Linked DNA regions of Mus musculus: all the other regions are linked to region 3. The links are chromatin loops, found by intact Hi-C in ENCODE. Cell type or tissue: gastrocnemius. All regions are shown on one strand. Region 1 has its middle 36 kb from the start of Gm36102. Region 2 has its middle 22 kb from the start of Gm36102. Region 3 has its middle 33 kb from the start of Gm29483.

The links. Hi-C counts contacts between places; a loop is a spot of excess contacts. Peaks named below come from ENCODE experiments on the same cell type or tissue, not always from the same donor. Only the 100,000 strongest peaks of a DNase experiment are listed, where the experiment ranks them.
Region 1: a loop joins it to region 3, with 2.2 times the contacts of the local background. A loop is called at or near these places in 7 of 42 quality-filtered maps.
Region 2: it touches region 3 in a loop (5-fold over the local background); 7 of 42 quality-filtered maps call a loop at or near these places.

What each region holds. Positions count from the first base shown.
Region 1 is chr1:92,783,964-92,791,963 of GRCm38, forward strand. No RefSeq gene overlaps it. Among named protein-coding and RNA genes, the nearest start is that of Gm36102, 36 kb to the left of the region's middle. RefSeq lists an enhancer at 5,139-8,000. In gastrocnemius, no CTCF peak of the experiment used is centred here; a DNase peak (open chromatin) is centred at 3,514; H3K4me3 peaks cover 224 bases; H3K27ac peaks cover 2,831 bases.
Region 2 is chr1:92,770,066-92,778,065 of GRCm38, forward strand. No RefSeq gene overlaps it. Among named protein-coding and RNA genes, the nearest start is that of Gm36102, 22 kb to the left of the region's middle. In gastrocnemius, a CTCF peak has its summit at 4,970; a DNase peak (open chromatin) is centred at 6,527; H3K4me3 peaks cover 1,192 bases; H3K27ac peaks cover 4,965 bases.
Region 3 is chr1:92,693,290-92,701,289 of GRCm38, forward strand. No RefSeq gene overlaps it. Among named protein-coding and RNA genes, the nearest start is that of Gm29483, 33 kb to the right of the region's middle. In gastrocnemius, CTCF peaks have their summits at 3,739 (motif pointing right) and 5,851; DNase peaks (open chromatin) are centred at 3,346, 3,754, 4,747, 5,450 and 2 more places; H3K27ac peaks cover 3,481 bases.

The DNA of each region.
Region 1 (8,000 bases), 91 kb after region 3:
GATGCAGGAGGATCTGAGAGTTCTACATCTTCATCTGAAGGCTGCTAGCAGAATACTGGCTTCCAGGCAGCCAGGAAGAAGGTCTTAAAACTCACCCTCACAGTGACACACCTACTCTAACAAGGCCACACCTTCTAATTGTGCCATTCCCTGGGCTGAGCATATACAAACCATCACAAGCCTCCATCATGGGCACTGAAGCTCCTGAGAGAAGCTCCACCCGGTGTAGTGTATGGAAAGCCCAATGTGGAGGGGACAGGGTGGCTTTTCCTATGCTCAGGATGCTGTGAGCCAAGGATTGGATGGATGTAGGGTGGCAGTTAGCTTCCAGAAGCCTGCTCACAGGTCCTCTTCTGGGGAGAATCAGAAAGAAGCTGACTCTTATCTGGAGAGGCAGGGATGAGACACACGCATGGCAGGGCTGAGGAGCTTGGAAGAACACGTACCAGGTCAAAGGAGCTGAGAAGTGAGGAGGAAGAAGACAGGAGATAGGGGCTAGCATCTCCCCATCAGGGATGCTCAAATAGCTCACAACCGTCAAGGGCTGAGCACATGGCTCACACTCGACTGGGTGAAGAGAAACCATTAAGTATCTAGAGCTAAGAATAAGCGTTTGCCCTCCCTGCTGGTTAGTTCACCAACAAGACACCACCCAATGGAGACACCCAGGAGGGCCAGAGGTAAAAAGAGAGATTAGAGAACACATTTAGCTCCTTGCTCTGAGGAGGTGCTCCACAGTAAAATTCCATATTTCACACAGGAGATAGGGATCACCACAAGCTATGGAAAGCAAGGTCTCCCCTAGGACCTCAAACGTGGCTCCTGCTCTGTCAGCCCAGACTCAACATCCTGGTGAAAGAACCTGGCATTCTCATCCCCAGGGACTCTTAAGCAGAGTCTCAGGCAGGGCCCTGACACTTCCCACACCCGAGCCCTGGTGGAACTCACGACTGCCCATCCCAAAGCTGCTGGGGTCATGCATCCTAGCAAAGGGCTCAGGAGCAGAGCTTCATGGTTTCAAGATTCCTGTCGGGGAGGCCCCTTGGTATCTTCCTCCTCGCTCCCTAACAGCATCACAGATCCTGCTCCCCAGTACCCTTTTGATTGCTCATTTTAGCAGCTGAGGTATTCTGAAGGCAGACACTGCCCGCCGGAGATAATGGCATGGAGTATATGAGTCCCTGGCCTACGGAACACGACTGTAGCTTCACCTTGAGCCTTGGAAGCAGGCCCAGCCTGACTCAGCCTCAGACAGCCCTTTAGACCCCTGGCTATCAGCTCCCAGAGACACCTGTGCTGGACCTTGGACTTGCCCGCTACTCTGTAGTTCCTATGGTCAGAATGTTTCTGTCCCCTGAATCTACATACTGAAACCTAATGCTCGATACCATAGTGTTGTGAGCCTCTGGGGATAAGTAAGTACATTTTGCAAACAGCCCTTATGAAGAGAATTCAAGTCCTTACAAAGGAAGAAAAGCAGCCAAGGAGATAGCTCTGTCCATTAAGTCCTTGCCTTGTTTCCTCAGACACCACCCCCAAATCTGGGCATGATGATGCACATCTGTAATCCTAGCACTGTCAATGTGGAAATAGGTGGATTCTCGGGGCTCACTAACCTGCTTGTCAAGGTCCAGGCCAATGAGATACTCTGACAAAACAAACAAACACCAGCTATGGCTGGAGAGATGACTCAGCTCAGTTGATAAAGTGAATGTCAAGCAATCATGAGAACCTGAGTTCAGATTCCCAGCACTCACAGGAAAAGCCAGGCACGGTGGTGCACGCTTGTAATCCAGGCACTGAAGAATCCGAGATGAGAGGACTCCTGAGCTCACTGGACAGTTAGTCTTGCAGAATTCGTGTGCTCCAGGATCATTAAGAGACACTATCTAAAAACATGGTGGGGAGCAATTGGGAAGATACTCAAGGCTGGCCTCTAGCCTACACAGAGAGAGGGGGCAGGAGGTAGAGATAGCCTCTTTGCCCCTTACACAATGACACATCACCTATGGAAAAGTTGGCCCTCAATGTCATAGAAAATGCAGCATCTGCTTCTGCCTTGGTTGGATTTCAGGGTCAAAGAAGGTTATAATGTTCATGAGCCATTCGGTCTGTGGATTTGGTACGACAGCCAGAACAGGCAAAGGTGAGTGAGCGGGAGCCTGGAGAAGGCGGACTGCTTGAAGGTCCCACAGCAGGAGTTCAGGGAAGACCAGACTCCAGAGTGTGGAGCATGCTTTGTCCTCAAGGGCTGCACTCCGGCTTAGGCCCAGATACCTCCGGGTCCTATGCAGAGCATCTGGAACTCAGGGCCAGGTCCTATCTCAAGGCAGCCAGAGCCTTTAGCCTTGTTTCCACGATCGAATACGCAGGTGCACCGGTGTTCTGCCAAGCACACTCCATGAACATGGGTCCTTGGCCCGCTCAATTTAACTATATCCCCAGTGACCTCCACTATGTCCTTCCAGGCCCTCTGCTCCTCCCCCTTGACCCTTGACCTCACCCCAGCTCACTCACTCAGAACCCCATCATGGGTCCTGTTACCAAAGTATCCTAATACTAAAGTCACCTGGCCCACGGTGGCCCTGCCTCACTTGCTCCCACAACACCCCACAGCATTGTATCCTCTCCCTCATCTGACCCACAGTGAAGAACCCAACTCCCCAGCCCAGCAGAAGAGATGCTTAAAGGTCCCTCCTCCCACGCCTGCTTCTGCAGGTGCTTCTTGCACATATTCCAGGGCGAAGGACTGCCTGCTCCAAGATCAAGGCGAATATTCCAGGTTCAGACTGCACGTTCAGGGGGACATGCTCTAGTCCAGGACTAAGTCTAATGCACTCCTTAACATTAGGTCTTGAAATCTGTCCAGACAATCCCAGGAGGAACAATCAATGTAGTTTGCCATTTGCAGGGAACCCACACATGCTCTCAACTGTTCAGGAGAGACCGGGACCGCCCTGCTGAGCAGCAAATCTTGCTCTACCCTGACCACCTCTCTAGCAACAATCTCAGGGCTGGGGAAGGCCCAGGGTAGGAGGATCTGGGGAGAATTTTCCAGATCTCCTCTTTGCCAAGGTAGGGTAGGCCTTGCCACTTCTCTGGGAGTGTCAAGTTCTTACTCTCTAACAGTGAATGCTACCAAGGTCATCCTGCCAGCCTCTTCCTTCTGACGCTTTGAGGCCCAGTTCTGCTGTGATCCTAAGACCCAACACAAGGCCAGCTTCCTCCTGCCAGGCACAGCTCCCCACCCTCAGGCAGGACCAGCTGTGTCTATGGGGGAAGAGAGGGCCGCAGGGGCTGTGGGGAAGGGACAGATGTGCAACAAGAGGGGCATTGTCCACACTCTAATCAGACTCCCAGGAGCTGCAGGGGTGGGAACAGCTAGGCAGAGTTCTGAGCTGGAGGCTCCCAAAATAGCCAGGGTGCGGCTGGTGGCCGGGCTGGGCAGCTGACTTCACGCCACAAGCATGCTGGGCAGCCCAGCTGTCTGGGGCCGCACCTGCTCGGCCTGAGCAGAAGGCTGCCCTCGGTGGAATGGGATGAACAGCCTGGGGCCTGGCCACCCACAGCCCAGCTCTTGGCTGTGTCCCAGAGGGCCCTCCAGGCGCTTGGAGCACCATGCTACTCCTTGATCCTGTCCACTTGGGCCAAACTCACCCCCTTGACAAGGCTTGGGTCGCTCAGAGAGGTGGGCTGTTGTATGTGAAGGAAGAGACTCTACCTTCCTCGTGGGACACCTTTGAAGGAAGGAAGAATGATCTTCCTACTCAAGGCAGGGGTACCATCTGTTCTCCTGGAGGTGGGGGTGGGGCGGGGGGTTGTCTCTGTGACTCCAACACTGGCTCAGGAGGCTCGTAAACACTACTGAAGTTCATAGGTTGACATCGTTATCTTCTTCCTTGATAGTGGCTCCTGTGCCCTCCATAATGGCTTCTGGACCACCAGGAGTCAGTCACCTCAAGCTGTTCCAAAAATCTCTTTCCTTTCCTGGGCTTGAGATAGGCTAAAAAAAAAAAAAAAAAAAGTTTCCTAGGGTCAGGGCAGGAAATTGAAATTGAGTAGCCCTCAGACAAACTCCATTTCTCAGGGCTTCCTCCCCGGGGGTATCCTGGGGTAATACCCATGTCTGGATGTTCTGCGGGGGCCACCAATTCATTTTCCCGAGGGACAGATGCGTGATAACTTCTTTTGCTAGGACTATGCACAGGGAGTTGATACCCATGGGTAGATCTTGAAACAGGCAGAACTCCCTATCAGGGCCCAGGACTCAGCAGCTGTGCATCGCCCTGAGAAAGGTCAGCTGAGTGACAAATGACAACACACTGTGCAGTCTTCACTTCGGCTTTTGTGGTCCAGTGGATCATGCATACATATGACAAAGTTCAGATAATGCAAAGAACATCTTAAGAAATTAAATATCTGCCCCATAGCTTGAGAAACGCAATAAAACAACTGCAAAGGAAGGGGATTTGGTTGAATAATAGGCTAGGACCAGGTTTCTGAAGGGCTTTGTGGTTCAACCAAGGAAAAACTGTTTCTGTTCGGCTAGGCCCTGAGGCCCTCCTGTGTAAAGAGCTGGGCTGTGGGTACCTTCCACGCCTCCACATCGGTACTGCCTCAAGTGCACAGGAGCAACCTCAGGGGCAGACTCACTCACTAAGGCAAACACACCTGCTCCCACATACACAGGGATACCCAGTCCTGTTAACAGAAGGTAAGTGACAGCAGGGTCCCTAATCCCATCCCTCTGTTGGCCTTTCCTGGTTCCTCTCTCTCAAGTGAAATATTACCCCTAGCAGACCCAGTGGTGCAGGCCTGGTTGGGGTCTCCAGCATCTGTGCAGAAATCCTCAGGAATGGCCTGAGACCTGACACACACACACACACACCCTCACCCCTGCCTCCTTCACAGTCCTTGCTGTCTGTGGGGCCTTAGAACGAGGAGCACAGCAGTCCCAGGGGTGCTTTAGCTAATGCCAATCCCAGGTTTTCACACCCCTCCCAATCCCAGGACCCATAAGACCTGCACATTCTGTCCCTAACTACCCGTCTTGCCCTTCTGGCTGCATGTGTAGTTCTGAGCCCTAGGGCCACCTGGCTGAGAGACAGTGACGACAAGGTTTATCAGACATCCCATCCCAAAATGTCCAGGCTAAGGGTGTGTCACATGGAGTGTTCTGACAGACCATCCACCTGCATGTTCCAGCTGCCTTACAAAGACAGCCCGTGTGACCCAAGATGGCCTCAGAACAATGGTCCTGGAGACCAAAGAAGAATGCTACTCTGGGCCCAGGGACCTGGAGAGGCCTAAGCTAGCACATACTCTGTTGCAGCTGGAACCAAATCCCTAAGGAGTCATATAGCCAGCAACACTGCCGCAGGCTGTCATTTGGAGAAGCTGGTGGGAAGGGACCCACTCAAGCAGCTTCCTGGCCTAATTGTAAGGACTCCTCTGGGCAAATGCCCCACCTCCCTCATTAACAATGACATATGAAGAGCCTGCAGACACAAAAAAGGTCAAGGTCTCAGAAGAGGGAGCATCAGGCTCCTGGACCAAGGAGGGCCTACAGTCCTCTCAGTGAAGATGGTTCAGGTGACTGAAGCCCCAAGAGGCACCAGATTTGTCCCCACCCCTCAGCACAGGGGCAGCTGTGTCAGAGACCCAGCACCCCAAGGGCTACCAGCTCTACCCTAGAGAGGCACATCCCTACCAGCACCCAAGAGCCTCTGGAGGAAAGGTCAGCTCCACGGTGCTCCAGGCTGTTTTAAGCTGGGATGTGCTACCCTCCGCTGGATTCTGCAGAGAGCTGGTACTTGCAGAGTCGATGCTGAGGCTTTCCTGGATATAACCAGCCCATGGCCATCAGTCTATGGTGCTGACACTCACTCCCCTGGGTCTTTTGGAGGACATGCTCTAAGCGCTCAGCCGCTATGAGTTAATGCCTCAGTTTCTCCCAATGTTCTTTTTACTCAAGGTTACTGCTGCCTCCTAAGTCAGATGACTCAATAGTTCCAGCTCCATGACATCCACTGGATTGGCTAGTGGTGGCCAGCCCATTGTGCTGTCCGTTTATGGGATAGATCAACAAGCTTAGACCTTACCTGAATACCTATACCACATGCATCTCCCTTGCTCTTGATGCCTTTCAGGGTGTTTGAGTTCTGGGTGCTGGGACAAGAGATAAGGGCAGTTTGTGTGTTATCCTGGTGTCTTTTCATATTCCTGGTTTTGCGGGTGGGTATATAGACACAGAGAGGTTAAGCTGATCTTTAAGTAACAGCTCGTACTCAGTGAGTGGCAGTCCCTGCTTCTAGCAGCACCATCTGTGTGTCTTTTGGCCAGTTGTGTGGCCCTGTGCTGGTAACCAGCTGTATCCCCACAGCACATCTCCCTGACACTATGAGTCAGGTACCTCTTCTCATGCCTCTGGGCATCCAGATCTCTTCTGGAAGTGCAAGTCCCAGTGCCGTGCCTATATGCCCTCTTTGGTCACCTGTTGTTTTGTAAATAATCTGAGCTGCTCTGTACACATTCCAGACCCTGAAGTCCATCCGGTCTGATGCTGTGGTTACCTTCTTCTTTTCTGTGCCTTGGTGTCACGTCTATGGGCTTTTTCTCTCTCCCTCAGCAAACCCTCCTTAAGCATGCCACTCCACTTCTCAGTGTAGACAAACAGAATGGACGTGTTAGACGGCCCCTGCCCTTTTCAGCTCCTCACAGGATGGAGGTAGCTCAAGTGTCACAGGGGAAGCCCAGGACCTACCCCGTGGTGGATTCACAGATGCAGCAGGAGCAGGAAGATGTCAGACAGTCCAACAGAAAAGCGAGGATATTTTAACCCAGGACAGCTGCAGGGTGTGTTGCCAGGGGTAGAGTGTGTTGGGGGTGGAGGCAGTGCCCAAGGCTCTATTGCCCCCAGACGCCCTTGGTGCTGTGAAGCCGGCCATCACCCACACCCCCTCAGCTCCTTGGGAGGTGCTCAACTCACAGAACCCTCTTGGCATTAGTTCTTGGGGACGAGAAACAAAGACACTGCCATGTGTGCCTCAGAGCACCTCCTGAAGGAAAACTCCCGTTCCACAGCACAAAGTCGGCATGGGAATCTCTGGCTATACCTCTGCCCTTTGTGGAGTTAACACGGCTTCTAGACAGTGTGCCACAGTGATGGCAGGAATGCTGCAGAGAGAGGAGCTGCAGGTAAAAGCAAGACAGAGGGCCTTGGAGAGTTCCGCCCGGCCTCTCGTCCAGGAAAGGGGAGGGGAAGAAAAGGGGCGGGGCTGGATACAAAGGAAAAAAGGGGGTGGGGCTCAACCTTGAGTGTCTTGAATGGTGAGCCTAGCACAGACCTCTCTCCAGCAGCGTGCAGTGAGCAGTCCCCCTGAGAAATTAAAACACTGGAGCAGAGGGCTTCAGGTCAGAATGTCGCCTGCCCTGCATGCCTCATAACCCCAGCCCCCATTCCTGGACCCAGACCCCAGTGAGGATAAGAACCAAACACTGCCTATCTGGAGGGGCAGACAACACGTGGGAGCTGGCGTCTGGAGGACTGATACTAATTAGGAGGGGGAGCCAGACAGGAACCTGAGGGTCTGTGAGCCAGACCTGCAAAGCCAGGAACCACTCATTCCCAGATGCTGCCTGCTGCATGTCCCCTCCCTGTTCAGTACCCAGTCACATACCCCACCCAGTTGGCCTCTGCCCCCATGCCTGCAGAGTGGCCCTAACACCTTCAGCCTGCCAGCAGCAGCTAGGTACAGGACCTGAGCCAACACCAAAGGGATAAAAAAAACCTCTGCGAGGGCTGCAGGGATAACATCCTCCCAGGGGTACCCAAGGAAGGCTCCTGAACCAAAGTTCTTTCTGGAGCACACCGACCCCGTCTAACCTTGTTTAAACCTGTCTCCACCAAACTCCATAAATCAGAGCCAGTGACAGGACAGAACTTTCAGGGAGGGGGGTTGGAAATGCATTCATCGTTGAGCAATTAATAGCACGCTTCT
Region 2 (8,000 bases), 77 kb after region 3:
TCATGGTTTGGTCTTACTTCTGCTCTGCTCTGAAACTTAGCTGCTCTCACCAGACACCACCTCTGCCAGTCAGTGCCTTGGCCTTAGACCTCCACATCTCTGATATTTTGTTACGGAGACACAGACAGACTAGGCCAATCCAGGACACAGCTTGAATGCCAAAGCTGAAGGCTTCCCCCTTCTACTAGGCAGGGGATGCCTGGGGGGAGGTGTGAGTGGAGGCTGGTCTGTCCCAGAGCTCCTGCCTCTGGAGAGGCTTAGGACGCCAGGAGCACTAGACAGAGCACCCCATACCACAGAACACACCCTGAGGATCAGCTCTAGGGCATCAAGAGAGTCTTGGCTCATTAGGCTTCGGGCATTTCAATCTGGGGGCATTCTCCATTCCTAAGCCTGAGATCTGCTTCAGTTCTGCCTGATGCAATTCCAGCCAATCACTATAGTCCTGGATCCATCTTATCTGCCAGCTCTCAAGCCAATTGGTCTGACCCATTCATCCAGACAAAAAAGTGGGGGCAACATTCTCCCTGTTCTACAGCGGCCTACATCTCAGCTCTAATAACTTCAGCCTACCTCCCCATCAGTGAGTCTCCCAGGCAAAATATAGTGTACGCTGGTTAGAGCTATGGAGTCCTTCAGTGCACAGCTATCTCGTCAGCCTAACATCCCTAGCCCAGCACATCCTCCTTCTTTAGACGACCCACTGAAGCAGAGGGACTCGATTTCTGAATTGCTTCTGTTGTATTCTTCCTTCAGTAACAAGCACATTTTTAAAACATTTGTAATCACAGGAGAAATACAACAAAACAATAGCTGGGCCATATAATTTTATATAAAGCATAAACCAAATAATACCAAGGAGAAACCCACAGGAGCTTCTCGGGAGCGATGTGAAGCAGACTGTTGGTGGTTTGAGCATCCCATGTTCTGTACTCACACTTAGCGCTGAAGGCCAAGCGCAGAAGACATACAAGCGCCACTGCTGTTGGCGCGGAACCCTCGCAAAGCCCTCAACTTTACTACCATGTGAGCTAGTTTTATGTCAACTTCACACAGGTTAGAGTCATTGTGGAGGAGGGAACTTCAATTGAGAAAAATTTTTCCCACCAGATTGGCCTGTGGGCAAGCCTGTGGTGTGTTTTCATGGTGGATGATTGATGTGGAGGGCCCAGCTCACTGTGAGCAGTGCCACCATTGAGCTGGGTGGTCTTGGGTGTTATAAGAAGGCAGGCTGAGCAAGCCATGAGGAAAAAACAGCAAGTAGCACTGCAGCTATGGCTTCTGCATCAGCTTCTGCCTCCAGGTCCCTGCCCTAGTTGAGTTCCTGCCCTAGGGTGCCTCTGTGATATGATGTCACCCAGAAGAACAAGATGAAACAAACCGTTTCCTCTCCGTCTTGCCTTTGGTTGTGGTGTTTTGTTTGTTTGCTTGCTTTTGTTTTATCGCAGCGATAGAAATCCTAAGCCAACTTCTACCTATAGTTTTGTTTGCTTTCTATAGTAGATCCTCCAATTTAGCTTGGGGCCACTCAAATACGTTCATGCTATTTAAGGGACCACTGCTTGAGACTTTCACCAACCCCCAGAGGAAACGGTGCTGATATCTGATGACAGCAGGGCTTGAGGGTCAGAAGACACATACCAAGTCTGAGCCAATTAGGAAGTGACTGACTCTCAGGGATGAAAGTTCTAGGAGGACCCTGAGCAGCAGGTGTTGCTGATACAGGACTCCTGGATACCTGATATTCTGTTCCATCACCAGTCTATAGCTGCTCCAACTGGAAATTCAAAGTTATCTCTCAGACCTTGCCATACCAGCAACAGGACACCCACCACTGGGCACTGACAATGTGGTGAGTCTTCCCAGGGACACCTGATTTTGATGATCCAATAAGAAATGTCTCATCTCCGAGTCATCCTTTCGGATTGATTGATTACATACAGAAATGATACTATTTGTATCCCTTCAAGCCACTGTGCTGGTTCCCCGTGTCGGACTCTGTTTGAGCAGCAGTGGGAACTGGTGCTGATGAGGCTATCTGTGTCCATGAGGTCACCTAAGTTGATGATGCAGGTCTGGGTTCAAAGGGCAAGGTGACTGAGCAGGACCTGCAGGCTGTCTCAGCCACCCACAGGATGACATAGGAAACGTCTTTGGCTTCCACGTCAGAATAGGCAAGAACTCAAATGTGTTCCTGGTCTGATACATTTGTTTCAAATTACAGTGGTTAAAAAAGAAGTCTCGGAGGCGATGGCCTGTTCATGGTAGCTTACCACTGCAAACATTTTTGCTAAAACAGTCACTTCAAGAAAAAAAAAAAAAAACTACAGTAGTAAAGATGACTCTGGTAACTGCACACGAGCCTGATTCTCCCTTATCCTGTCTGTAGACAGGCCCTGTCATCACGGGCCACTATTTGCAAGACATTATGTCAAGCGCCTCTCATTGGCCATCATGTGCAAATGGTTTGCTTCTTGTTAAAATCCAATCCTGGTTTGGGTTTCTCTCGGCAAAGCTCTTGATGAGGACAGGCTGCGTCTGTTTTGAGTCTGTTTTGTGTCTGGTTTGTGTCAGCTGCATCCCTTACTAAAATCAGCTCCTTCTGTGTCCCAGTGAGCCTGAATGTCTGCCATGGTCTTTTGTGGCCTGGTCACATGAGATGGCTGAGCATGCTGGCCAGCAGTGTCAGTGAGCAAGTCCCATGTCCAGCCCAGGGAACCAGAGGCCAGATGCCATTCTTAGCAAGACGCAGCTACCACAGGGCCATCCCTGTGGTAGCGGGAGGTGGCATCGGCTCTCTGCCTCTAGGATCTTCGGCTCCTTTGAAGTACCAGTCTGAGACGGAGTGAAAAGGATTTGCATCAAATGCGATCTAAGGGCATGTCACTCCTCGGGTCTCTAGTCTGTGCGGCTCTGTGGCTGTTAAATTCAGACAGGCCTTATCAACGATAAAAGGCTGGTCTGGGGGTGGGATTAGTAATCAGGCACGCTCAACTCTTCAGGAGAGCCTAGGCTTTTATTCCTGGGAGTCTCCCTCTTTTTATAAATGCTTAAGGAGAGCGCATGAACTTCCCAGTGCAGCTGGCTTCCAGATGATCCAGGGAAGCAGACAGCACCACTGGGAAGTGACAGTGTGGGCCTCCTTGGGACTAATGTGGTGAGCACCTTCATGATGAGGGACAGTGGGATGGAAGCTCATGGAGTAGAGAGTCTGCTGGCAAGGGAGGTATGTAAGCAAGGCTGATACCCTGGGGATCCCGTGGGCAGGACTGCAGATAGGGTTGCATGTGAGCTGAGCAGTCAGCAAAGTCACTCAGCCCTTCTGCTTTAGGTCGGGTGACCTGTCTCACGGATGCCTAACTGGTGGGCAGCCTTCTCAGGGGTCAAGAATGAAAGGCAACGTCGTTTAAAGAAAAGCCTGGGTGCCAAGACCCATCTATACATCTTACCATTTGTTTCTCTGCCACTGCCCTGCTCAGTATTGCAAGCAGATGGTGCAAACACCTAGCCAGGAAGCTGCACCTCTGTGTCCCAACCTAGGGCAGTTTCACATCAGCGTGACTGCTTGGCTGCAAGTCTTTTGAAAGTGGCTTCAGAGCTAAGTGTCCCCACTTTATTTTTTCATTAATTTATTTATTTATTCACTTTACGTCCCAATATCCGCACCCCCTTCTCCCAGTCCCTTCTCACACAGCTCCTCCCCCATCCTCTCCTAAGAATGGGGAAATCAGAATGGGGAGATCCCCTGGGTATCGCTCCACCCTGGCACATCAAGTCACTGCAAGGCTAGGCACATCCTCTCCCACCATGGCCAGAAAAGCAGCCCAGTTATGAGAATGGGATCCACAGACAGGCAACAGATTTAGTGGCCCTAGGGGGGGACCTTCATGAAGAAGGCTAAGCTGCACATTGGCTACATATGTGCGGGGACCTGGTCCAGCTGATGCTTGCTCTTTGGTTGGTGGTTCAGTCTCTGGGAGCCCCCAGGGTCCAGGTTAGTTGACTCTGCTGGTCTTCCTGTGGCGTCCCTTCTCAACATTTGTGATGGTCTCTTCTCTCTCTAAGCTCTTCTTGTTTTGTTTTGTTGGCAAGTTTTTTTGGTTTGCCAGGGTGTGGTTTTATTTTGTTTTGGTTTCTTTGAAACAGATCAAAGCATTTGGAAAGGGGTTTTCCAGCGGTCACTGTTGTAATCACCTGGGTCTCTGTGTGTTATGCATTCCCCTGTGACTCTTAGGGAGCCAGACGCCCAAGGCATATGGGTACACACACACACACACACACACACACACACACACACACACACACCAGACAGGACCAGCCTCTGGCTCTAAATCCAAGCATACTGGTCCCATCCCTGGGACCCTCGCAATAGCAACAGTGCTCTCCTGACAGTCAAAGCTGAGACAGTGCCCTAGTGGAGCATTCCTGGGCTAATAAGAACCCCACAGTCTCCTTGTGGGTGTCGGTGGTGAGCTCTGTGTCCACCCAGTATCAGACTTGTCCTCCAGGAAGATTCAAATCAAGTCCTCTGCCACTCACCAGCCAAGCTGCCCCAGGAAGCGGCTTCGTAGTGTCATAAAGGGCAGCTAGAGATACACAGAAGTTGCAGATAAACAAAGAATTCATTGACAGATCTCTTTCAGGGAATCACAAGCTGCGTTTCCGAATGATAAGGCTTTTAGCTCTGAGCCTGGAGAACCAGAGGCTCAGGATTCTAAGCTTTCAGAGCCAGGTCGGGTTGCTGGCTGCAAGGACTCAAGGCTGAGAATCGCTGCCTAGGGCTTAGAACACCACCAGCCAGATCCGGTTACAGCTCTGGAGGTTTGGATAAGGACCCTCAGCGCTCAGACGCTCAGACGTCTCTCGTGAGCTCTTCTGGACTGCTGGAGCCGCAGCCTGCGGGCTCACCTCCTGTCTCTGGTTCTTACAGGCTCGTGTGCTCTGCAGTTTCAGTTTCCGCACTGTCTCTCGCCTTCTCTATACTGCCCACTGCCTGTAGTGATCTCTGGATCTCTCTATCTGCCTTCTGGTGTTATGGTTCAGAGCTTCTTGTATCAGGTCCTGGTGACTCTGTAACTATTCAGCGGTCACTGCTAGAAGCCCCAGGTCTCTGTCTGCTTTTTTTGCACAAACAGCCCAGCCCACTCTACCCATAGTAAAGAGCAAAAATAGCTAAAAGTTCAAGTGATACCTCAAATGAGACCTAACCTTTGCAATACCAGGGGTCAATACCCAGGAGAGAAGCCTGATTGTATAGCAGAAGAGGGACTGAAAACATGTGCCCAGAGTATAATTCCACAAGCCACAGCCTTGCATCCATATAGCACTGGACTCTGCCAGTCGTAACTATTACGCTGTACCCTCCATAGACTTTTTGCTGAGTCACTGGGGAGGTGATCTTCCTCCTGCCCTGGGTAGCTTCAGGGCAAACAAGCTCACCTAAAGTTCTCCAAGGCTTGTGACAACTCTGAGTGGGGTTGTCAGCAGCATCACAGCTGGAGAAAATTTGTCCCTGAAGGAGAAGCATGTGACTCTGGCAGCACTGTGGCTGCAGAGGTCCTAGCAGCTGAAGTACAGTTTCTCAAGCCATTGAAAGTATTTAGGGTGCCATGACAGCCCGGTGACAGCTCCCTGCTCAAGGCAGTCAGGCACAAATGAGGGGTCTGGCAGACATCAATCAATGGGTCAAATCATCAGACAGCCCAACAGCTTAGTTTATTTGAAGGAAAAAAATAACCATTAAAGGCTGCTTACAATAAGATAAGAACATTCTTAACAAGATTTAACCGTGTTTTAACTTGGGGTTGGAGCAATAGCTCCATGGTAGAGCACTTGCCTATCAATACTGGGGCCCAGGGTTCAATCCCTGGCACAAGATACTCTCGAGAACTGGGTCTTTCTGACTCCATGCTTTCCAGCCTCAGTTTCCCCAATGTGGGTGGAACTGCAGACCTCCCCCATACACACAGCCTCTTAGGAACATTAAGAGACATCAGCGGAAGGACAGCATCCCTGGTCAGGAAGAGACAGGTGCTTGCTGGCAGCTGGGAGCTCCACACATTGAAGCTCCAGCCAGCTGTTCACTCTCATGCTTGGCAAGTGGACATTCCCACTTGTGTTCTTCTTTACAGAGGTCTGAACTATAGGCTACTGGACAAAACAAAACAAAACAAAAAACAAACAAAAAACCTACCTGTGAAAAGAAAGGGTCGTGAGGAGCCTCTAGCCTGGACTTCCACATATTCCTCTCTATGGTGCCAGGTTGATATATGTATCACCCCAGAAATGGACCAGCTTGTGTGAAATCTAAGTGGATAACACTTAAGACAGAGAGAAACGCACAAGAAAAAGTAGCCTCTCCCCACTCAACCACACCCTCCTCATTCCTCTCATCCTTGCTGTGTCTGGACTGGACTTCTTTCCTCAGATCAAAATGCAACATTTGCTCTAGAGCTGTGTGAGCCAAGCCTCTGCACCTGTCATTCCATGATGCCAGCCACCCCGTGAGCAGCAGCCCCAGAGGCCCAGTCCCCATCTGCAACGTGCACATAGGCTGCCCTCTCTGTAGTCAAGTGGTGCCATGAGCCATCCCATCTCTCCCGGAATCATGGACACAGCCTCCCATGCTGCAGTCAGTGATGGAAGGTCTTCTACATCTCCCAGGGCAACCAGACAACAAGAGCACCAGCCCCATCTTCCCAAGGTTTGCTCCTGTGTGTCATATAGGCACTCTGGGCCACTAAGTCTGCAGCTCACCTGCATGTCCTCCAACACTCATAAGAGTGACAAAATGGGCACAAATCTCCAAGATGGTTGGCATCCAAGCCTGAGGAGCTCCAAATTCAGCATCCCCAATGTCTGACTGAGTTGTCCTGGGACAGTGAGCCCATCCTCCGAGACCCCTGATGGGTCCATCAGTGTTCAGCCTGCATTCAGGCTAGGGGCCTGGGAGGCTAGAACTTTGCATGGTCACTTAGTAGTTAAAGGTAAGAAGGTCTGGAATCCCTGTGAGGGAGGTGGTGGCAAGCTTGACGGTAAGGTGGAAGAGAGATATCAGAAAGTTTGGTTGCAATGTGAAATGGCCCCCATGGGCTCCTGTGGTTGAACACTTGGTTCCTGGCTTTGGGTGCTATTTGGAGACGTTATGAAACCTTTAGGAGATGGTGGAACCCTGCTGGAGGAGGTTGCACCTTGGGAGTGGGCTTTGCTCTTTGACTGCATAGCTCCACTTCCTGCTCCTTCGCTGCTCTCTGACTGCTACACCATGTAAAGAACTGGTCTCACATGCTCTCTGTCATGCCTTCCCCACGATGGCCAACTCTAACTCTATGGAACTGTAAGTCAAATAAAGCTTTTCTTCCTTGTGTTGCCTGCTTTAATCCAAGTATTCTATCAAAGCAACAGAAGAGAAGCCAAGACAGTGTCTACAAACCTACTTTTGACATTCAGAGTTCCCTCTTGCCAGAGTGATGTTTGATTTGGAGAATTGACATGTGGTAGCAGATGTCATGGTCAGGATGAAGTAGCCTCCAGGCTCTCCTCTCTTCCCTTCATAGTCCTTAGGACCATTGCTGGGAGGTGGCCTCTGGCCATAATTCCTAAATGGGGCAGGCTTCCACCCTGCTCCTCGTATGAGAGGGATCTGGAGTCCTAACCAGGGTGGCTGACCCAGCCCTAAGAATGATGGATGAAGACATGGGAGAAGTGACCTCATCAGGTGCCTCGCAACACCCTGTGACTCCAGATTCAGGGCATCCACAGGCACGCATGTGTACATAGAATTTAAAATAATAAAATTTAATCTTTTTAAAAATTGTGACAGACTTTGAGAGACACTGTCTCAAGAAACAAGGTGCATGGTGCCTGCAGAATGACAAGGTTGACCTCTGACCTCCCATATGCACGCATACCATTGTAACTTTAATTTTTTTCAAACCCTTATTTTTAATGATGGTTCTTAAACGCTTTAACCTCCCTTGTAACCCACCACCCAGCAGAGG
Region 3 (8,000 bases):
TAAGTGTCACTGCAGTGGCCAGAAAGGCTGCTGCCTGGAGTCTCAGAGCAGGCCCCCAGTGTCTCGGGAAGGGACAGATGAGAATATCGAGAAGATTATGGAAGGCAGTGACTCCACAGGGGTCACCAACCGCAAAGTAACAGCTATAGCAAAGGAGAGGTACAGGGCTGGAGGAGAACCCACCGTTCTGCATTCAAGAGGTAGGGTGGATTACTGGGAAGACCCTGAATTTTTCCATGGAAGCAGCCGTTCCCCCTTCCATGGGACTCCCAGATGAGCGGGAGCTGGCAGTGGGTCACACTGTATTGGGTTCAAGAGCAGGAAGTGAGACCGAGGAGCTTCTAGGAGGGGAAGAAGCTAACTCTGCCCTGGATGGACCAGGATGGCATAGAAGTATCTCTGGCTGGGACAGTGTGCTGGGACAGAGGCAAGTAATCGAGGCACAGAGAAAATCTCTTCAATAGGAGGATGTGCATCCCCTTCAAACAACACCTTGACATTGCATCCCAGAGAAGGGGCCCTTAAAATCAGTATGTGAGAACACTCAGTTGCCAACTCCATAACTCTGTTTTATTATTATTATTTTTAAAGACAAAGTCTCATGTGATCCATGCTGACCTCAAACTTATGATGTGCTGCAGAGACCTTGAACTTCTAATCCTCTGCCTCCACCTCCCAAATGCTGGGGTCACAGGTGTACCCCCCACACACACACAGCGACTGGTTTATCAACTGTGTAATTCTTGAACTCAGCAGGACAAGCAGGACAGACGCAGGACTGGTAGAGGAGGGTTCTCAATCATCAACGGGAAGCAGGAAAAAAAATGTGCTACCATTTTAAGCCTTAAAACAACTGTCAGAAATTTCAGGGTTAATAAGAAGTTTCAACAAAGAAGTAGGGTGTGAAAAGAAACCCAATAACCAGAGACGCTCCCCGAGGCTGAGGCAGCCTGGCAGAGCAGATAATAAGACACAAAAATAACTCATAATTGTATCAAAATCCCAAAATAAGCAGAAGCAAACCAAAGCACTATGAAGGGTCCTATCCGAGGGTGGGGTGTACTTCAGTATAAATGGGGACAGGTGTCATTGTCATGTCCCCAAGTGGCAGACTAAACAGGTCAGAATTGCTAATTCTTTGCAAAATAACTCACAAGTTGAACTCGAATGTTCAACATATTAGCAAAAAAAAAAAAAAAATCAGTGAAAATATTTAAAAATAAAACATCCTAAGATTCACTTGGAAAAAAAATACTTTGTCCTGCTGATAAGCTCTATTCATATTTAAAGCTATAAGGAATTAAGTCAGACATACACTGGGACCAGTGAGACAAATCCCACATTGGGGAAACTTCGAGGGGTAAAATCCAGACTATAAGGAAGCTGGACCTCACTGCAGGCCCATGAGAGTGACATGGGTGACTTGGCGATCATCCACCAGCTACATGGGGCAGAACACTTCATGCCACACAACAGAAATCCTGAGGCAGGAAACTCAGGTTATTAAACAAGACAGCAGACCAAGGCTGAGGGTGAATTTTCAACATGCAAAGTATTGACTGGGATAGAGGGGAAGGAAAACAGTGTATTGAACCTCTGTGATATCAGCCCATCAAGTTAAAAGAATAAGGTAATGAATAGACCTGTTAAATTAGGGGCTGGAGAGATGACTCTGTGGGTAAACACTTGCTACATTAGTATGAGGAACAGAGTTCAGATCCCCAGAACCCACAGTAACCCAGGTCAAGTTGGCTAGAGAGACCAGCTCAAACTGGTGAGCTCCAGATTGGGGGTGGGGGTGGGGGGAAGGAGCAAGAAGGACAGAACTTTGACTCAACAAATAAAGTGAGATTGACCTGGCATCACTCTCTGGCTTACACACACACACAAACACACACACACACACACACACACACACACACACACACACACACAGAGAGAGAGAGAGAGAGAGAGAGAGAGAGAGAGAGAAAGAGAGAACTGCTAAATTTTAGCAGAATTGAAAAATCAACAGAATAATCAAACGTTAATCCAGAAGAATTTGAAAAGATGTAATAAAAATGATAGTTTAGCTGGCTACTTCACAAAGAGCTTAGTTTGACAAAAACTGAACCTTTTTGGAGACATCCACAGTCTCTGAACTTTGGCTACTGGTGAGGACTGGAAGAAACAGGCACTTTCTGGGAACCATGTGAACTGTTGGTGCAGTGTTTCATGACTGCAACATCAGTACCCTTGCCACAGACTGAGAAAGGAGGATTGCCACAAGTTCAAGGCCAGCCTGGACTATCTGGTAAATTCAAGTCTAGCCTGGGCTATAGTATGAAGTTTTAACAACAACAACAAAAACAAACAAACCAGCAAACGGAGGACACCTGCTGGGACTCACAGGAATCTACTCTAAAGAAACAAGCACCGAACCTCTCTCTCTATGCCTGTCTTAGTCACTGTTCTACTGCTGTGAAGAGACACCATGACCAAGGCAACTCTTATATAGGAAAGCATTTGACTGGGACCTTGCTTACAGTTTCAGAGATTTAGTCCATGTCACTATGGCGGGGCCATGACAGCACTCACGGTAATGGAGAAGGAGCTGTGAGCTACATCCTGATCCACAAGCCAAAACACTGGGCGGGGCATGGGCTTTTTGAAACCTCAAAGCCCACCCCCAATGACGTACTTCCTCCCACAAGGCCACACCTCCTAATCATTTTCAACCTATCAAAGAATTCCACTCCCTGGTGACTAAACCTTCAAATATATGAGCCTATGGGGGCCGTTCTTATTCAAACCACACAATGCCCATCAAATTGGTTTTCATGTGCTTGCAATCCCAGAAATTTACAGAGAGAAACTCATGAGAAAAACAATGACATCACTCAGCATTAAACACAGAGGCACAACTTGCAGTAAACAGAGGCAAACTGCTCGGGAACACAAACCCTGAGAAACAGCACACTGGACTGAGAGCTGCCCAGGAGCCAGAGGGCAGTGGGTAGTCGCGGGTCTGAGAGGCCCCTACAGGCCTCTTGTCTGGATGCTTATCCACATGTTCAGAGATTTTCTCGTCGGAGAAATATCATACAATTAGACATGAGTGGGTGAGTTTAATACTACCCAAGGACCCCTGGTGCCAGGCTGGTCAGCGCCCTTTCTAGCTGGTAATTCCCGGTCCTCATTCCCCAGGTCATATCAGCAAGTTCAGTGGATGTGAGCCCGGCTGCAGGACAAATGTCCAGAAGACACCCAGTTCAGTCTCCCACCCAACCAGTAGCCTCTCACAAATGTCCCTCCAGGTGCCCCTGTGTGGGCTTCTGGTTTCCAGGGAGAGTTACACAGGGACAGGTGGAGCACGCCTTGGCCTGTGTATCCAGAGTGACATGCCACATGGCCTGACACACCTGACACACACCCCTCTCCAGAAAACCCTGTTGTTAGGCTGAACTTAGCCCAACACCCACAGAGAGCAATTCCAAGTCAGCTTGCAGAGAAGTGGACCAGTAAAGATGGCACCAGGTTTGCTCTGTTTGGGGATGAGAAACGGTGGCCTAGGAGGCTGGTTTTCTCTGGGGTACCCACCCCTTCCCCTTGCCTGTATCCCTTAGTTTCTGATTCCAGGCCCAGATTCACAATCCCTTCTCAGGTGTGAGGTTCCTAATCAGAGCTCAAATCCAAAGGCCCAGTGGACTGGGGAGGCAAAACGTTGAAGTACCCACAGCCTACTGTAAGTGATGGCCTCCCACCACCAGGAGGCGCTGAAGCTCAAGAAAGACCAGTGGATGCCTCAGACACACTCTATAAGAATTCTGCTAGTCTCTGAATCCCTGTTTACAGGCCCAACCCGGCCCTAATCCCAGCTGCCAAAGTTAACTTGCTAGGAGTTGTACCCCAATTTATCTAGACCAGGCTGGGCAAGATCAGGCCTTCTTCTTGGCCTGCGGAGAGAGGCCTCAGGACTTAGCAGACATGCCCAGCAAGACAACAGACACAAGACTCAATTCCATCCTGACTGCATCCCAGTCACCCAGGCTTGGCTGGGGCAGATCATGGTACCCTTTATAGGCAGGCATATATTTAAGCTATACCGCTGCCTGCTTTGAGAGTTACAGCAGGCAGTAAGTGGCTCCAGGCCCCCAACTGTTCCCTCTATTTGGAGCCTCCTTGATGATCCCAGAATTTGAGCTCTCCAGGCCGGATGCTAAGAATGAGTGAAGTATGACACATGAACACACAAAATCCAGGCTTCTCAGGTGGTCTTGACTGGCCAGTGTGGGCCCCAATTTACTGCTTTAGCATGCCCATCAAGGCTTCAGAAAATATGTGCGGAATCCCGCAGCCTGAGAAAGCACACTGGATGCCAGCCTTGGGCAGAGTGATTCTGAGTTCCCTTAGGCACTGGGCTCTTTCAGTGTCCCTTGGGGCTCCAAAAAGGTTGGTGGATCCTGTGTGTCCTTCCAGGGTGGCTTTTTAGAGTTCAGAGGTTCCATGGGCTGTGAACTCACCTCTAGGTCTCAGTCATCCACCGAGCAAGATGAGACCAAAGGACAGATAGGGGAGCACTCAGGAGAATGAAGGGCCACAGATGCAGCATACAGGGACACAGCCCAACCTGCATCACTGAGTCTGTACACGCTTGGCCTCACTCTGTCTCCCCCTAGCCCTCTTAGGCCCCGTGCTGTAGGCTATGTGTCCAGACAGAGCTCCAGCCCAGGATAAGGCTGGCACATAGCCATCAGGATAAGGCTGGGTCTCAGGGACAGCTCTGGGAAGGCAGCTGAGGGGAGAGGGCTGAGGCCTAGTCACATCATGATCAGGGTCTACCCCTTGACTTTAGCTCTTCCCTTGAGAGGATTCTCTGACAAGGTCATGCCTGGTTGGTTCTAGTTGGGGTTGCCTTTAAGGACAGCAGAGCAGCCTCTGCTGCCGGCAGCCCTAGCTACTAGCCTGGCAGTCCTGGTGTGATCATGGTTCCTGGTGGTGCAGAGGTCACAGGCTGGTCTCAGTGTCTCCCTGTGCCACCCTCTCTGGCCCTCAGGAGTCCCCTGCTCTATAGCCAGTGTTAGGTTGAGTTTCCTTACAGCCCATAGCAGACGGAAAACTTCTCACTTAGTCTCAGAATGAGCGTACGCTGTTTAAACAGGAATACGTAGCATCGCCACAAAGGAAACATATCACAGGAAAAAAATGAAAGCAATCTGAAGACAGTGCTCTCTCCACGAGGACATCCATTATGCTCCCAGTGTCTCAGTGGTAGGAAGAGGCCAGGGCTTCACTGAGACAGAGCCACGGTCCTGCCAACATTGCTATAACTTGCTGTGCCAACCAGCGGCAGAAGGGCACCTGGATGGGGCAGAAATCAGCAGTGGGTGGTGCAGTGGGTGGGAGCTGGGTGCCTCAATGTCCTTCTTGCCTCTGCTTCTTCTTTCTCCTGGTGTGAAGTGGGGACATCAGCTGGCCCTAAGCCAGCTCCACTGGGGGTGTCCGCAGCCCAGAACCCCCAGGGACACCTACCTTTTCAAATGGCACCCATCTTAGGCCCACTGTGTCCAAGAAGGTCCTGCTCCAGACTCACCCTCATGGATCTAAAACACCCCCATCCTATCTGCACTCCTGCTCCCCCAATCCACTCCATCCCTTCTCTTCCCACTGCCTCCTCCTCAAGGAAGCCTTCCCATGTTTCTCCATCAGCAGCCTTCTTCCCAAGAGCATCTTTCTAGGCTCCTCGCCCTATCATGGCCCCCTTCTCTCCTTCCTGCAGGGCCTGTTCAGGCCAGACCCTAAAGCCAAGAGGACAGAAGCACGTGCTGGCCGTGAAAGAGGCCTGCTGGGGGCAGGTCAGGGAGCGGCAGCTCAGCAGGACTGTTTGTCCTGGTCCTTGGACTTGACAAGCTGCTGACAGGAGGCAGCTGGTTCCCAGTGACAGGCAGACGGGGGCGGTGGCACCTGTCATCCTTTCTGCCCTGCCTGCTGAGCTGAGCTGAAGTAGCTGCCTGTTTGGGAGGAGCAGTGGCTCTCCCCACGGGCTGCAGGGTCTGCCATGCTTAGGCTTGCAGTGAGAGGGCGGAGACCAAAGCCACACCCACTGTCTCACAGCCTGAATGGCCCCGTGCCAGGCTGTGGTTGCATACGCAGCCCCTAGCATGCCCTACCCCACCAACTATACCAAGAGACTCACCAGCTTGGAGCCCTGGGGAGGTGCTGTCTGTGCTCCTGGGTGTTTGCAGCTGTGAGCTGGAGGAGGTGTGGAGCTCAGGTCAGATGAGCAACATGAAAAGGCACCCTAGGTCCTATTAAGTGGCCCCGGTTCCTTTTGTACCCCCTTTCTTTTATCCCTCTATTCTAGCCTCTTTAATGAATGACAGTTGCTCTGCTAGAGCTTAGCTCTAGATGTCCCAGATGTGTCATCGAGACTGTGGTCTTGGGGTGGTCCTAGGACAGGTCACCAGTTTCTGTCCCTCAGGGATTCAGGGACACTTGCTCAAGTTCAGCACTCAGCTCTTCCCTGGTCCTCCATAGCGTTCCCTATGCATAGTCAGTCTTCTTAGGCGCTCCATCCAGAGCACAGAACTCTGGGAGAGAGCTCAGAGCCACAGAACCTCCTGCTGTGCGCTGGCCAGACTCAGCCAATACAATCTCCATCTCAGCGGCAGGCCAGGCTGCCCTCCTTTTGCCTCCTCAGCAAGATTCAGAGAGCTGCTGTCTCCCATCAGGAAAGACAATGTTCCTATACGGTCTCTCCTGCTAGTCCTTTTGCTTGGAAAACGTTTCTTTAAAGCATAATCTTACTCTGCAGCCCTGGCTGACCTGAAATGCCTTATGTAGGCCAGGTTGCACCACCCTCCCTCACAATTCATAATGTAGACCAGGCTGACCCAAAACTCCTAATGTAGACTAAGTTGGCCCAGAACTCTTTATGTAGACCAGGCACCCTTTTAACATGCAGAAACCCTTCTGCCTTTGCCTCTTGAAATAACAGGCTCATGCTAGCTCCTCCCTCTTGTCTCTGTCTCTATCTCTGTATCATCCTCTGCCACCCCCTTGTGTGTGTGTGTGTGTGTGTGTCGGTCTATCTCTGTCTCTCTGTGTGTGTATCTCTCTCAGTTTCTCTCTGTCTTTCTGTCTCTCTTTGTCTCTGTCTGTATGTGTCTGCGTATCTCTCTTTGTCTGTCTGTCTGTCTGTCTGTCTGTCTGTCTGTCTGTCTCTCTCTCTCTCTCTCTCTCTCTCTCTCTCTGTGTGTGTGTGTGTGTGTGTGTGTGTGTGTGTGTGTGTCCCACAGACTTTTATCAGGTTTGTTTGTATAAGCATGAAAGGGTTGGGATTATCTATTTGAGCAGGACAACTTCCCACTGGATACACCACTAGAGAAAACAACTCCCCCTCCTTCCACAGCCATTAATATCCTTTAGATCCTAGAGAAGGGCTGGGTCCTCACAAGCCCCTCCCCATCCACAAAGGAAAGGTGAAGGATCCGATCTAATGCCTCTCTGGTGCCCTTAGGCTAACCCACTGTGGGATACAGAGTGTGTGCAGCCATGCCACGCCTAGAAGACATCATTTCTCAGCACTCCTCCCTAGCCTCTGCCTCCTACTTCCAACTCCTTTCACCAAGCTCCTGCGCCTTGGAGCATGATAAGGGTGTCTCCTTAGGAACACCTAACTTTTAAAAGTCCATTCCTTTTTTTTTTTTTTTTTTTTAGTTTGTCCTTAGACTTATCTCAGCAAGATTTACTGCTGAAAAAGGCCTTGGAGGGGCAGCTGGGAGGTGCGATTTAAACTATTGAATTTCTCACACCAGTGTGACCAACACTTAGATTGGCTTATTCCTATCTGTCTCCCATTTATTTATTTTTCTCCAATAAAGCACTCTTGTAGGGTAAACACCAGCCACAGGAAGGCCAAGGTCAGCTATTCATAGCTCCCTTGCTCTTCTCACCCCCACCCCACCCATGGATGGCTTCCATAATTACTTCGGGAATTACCTTCCCCATGATTCTGGAAA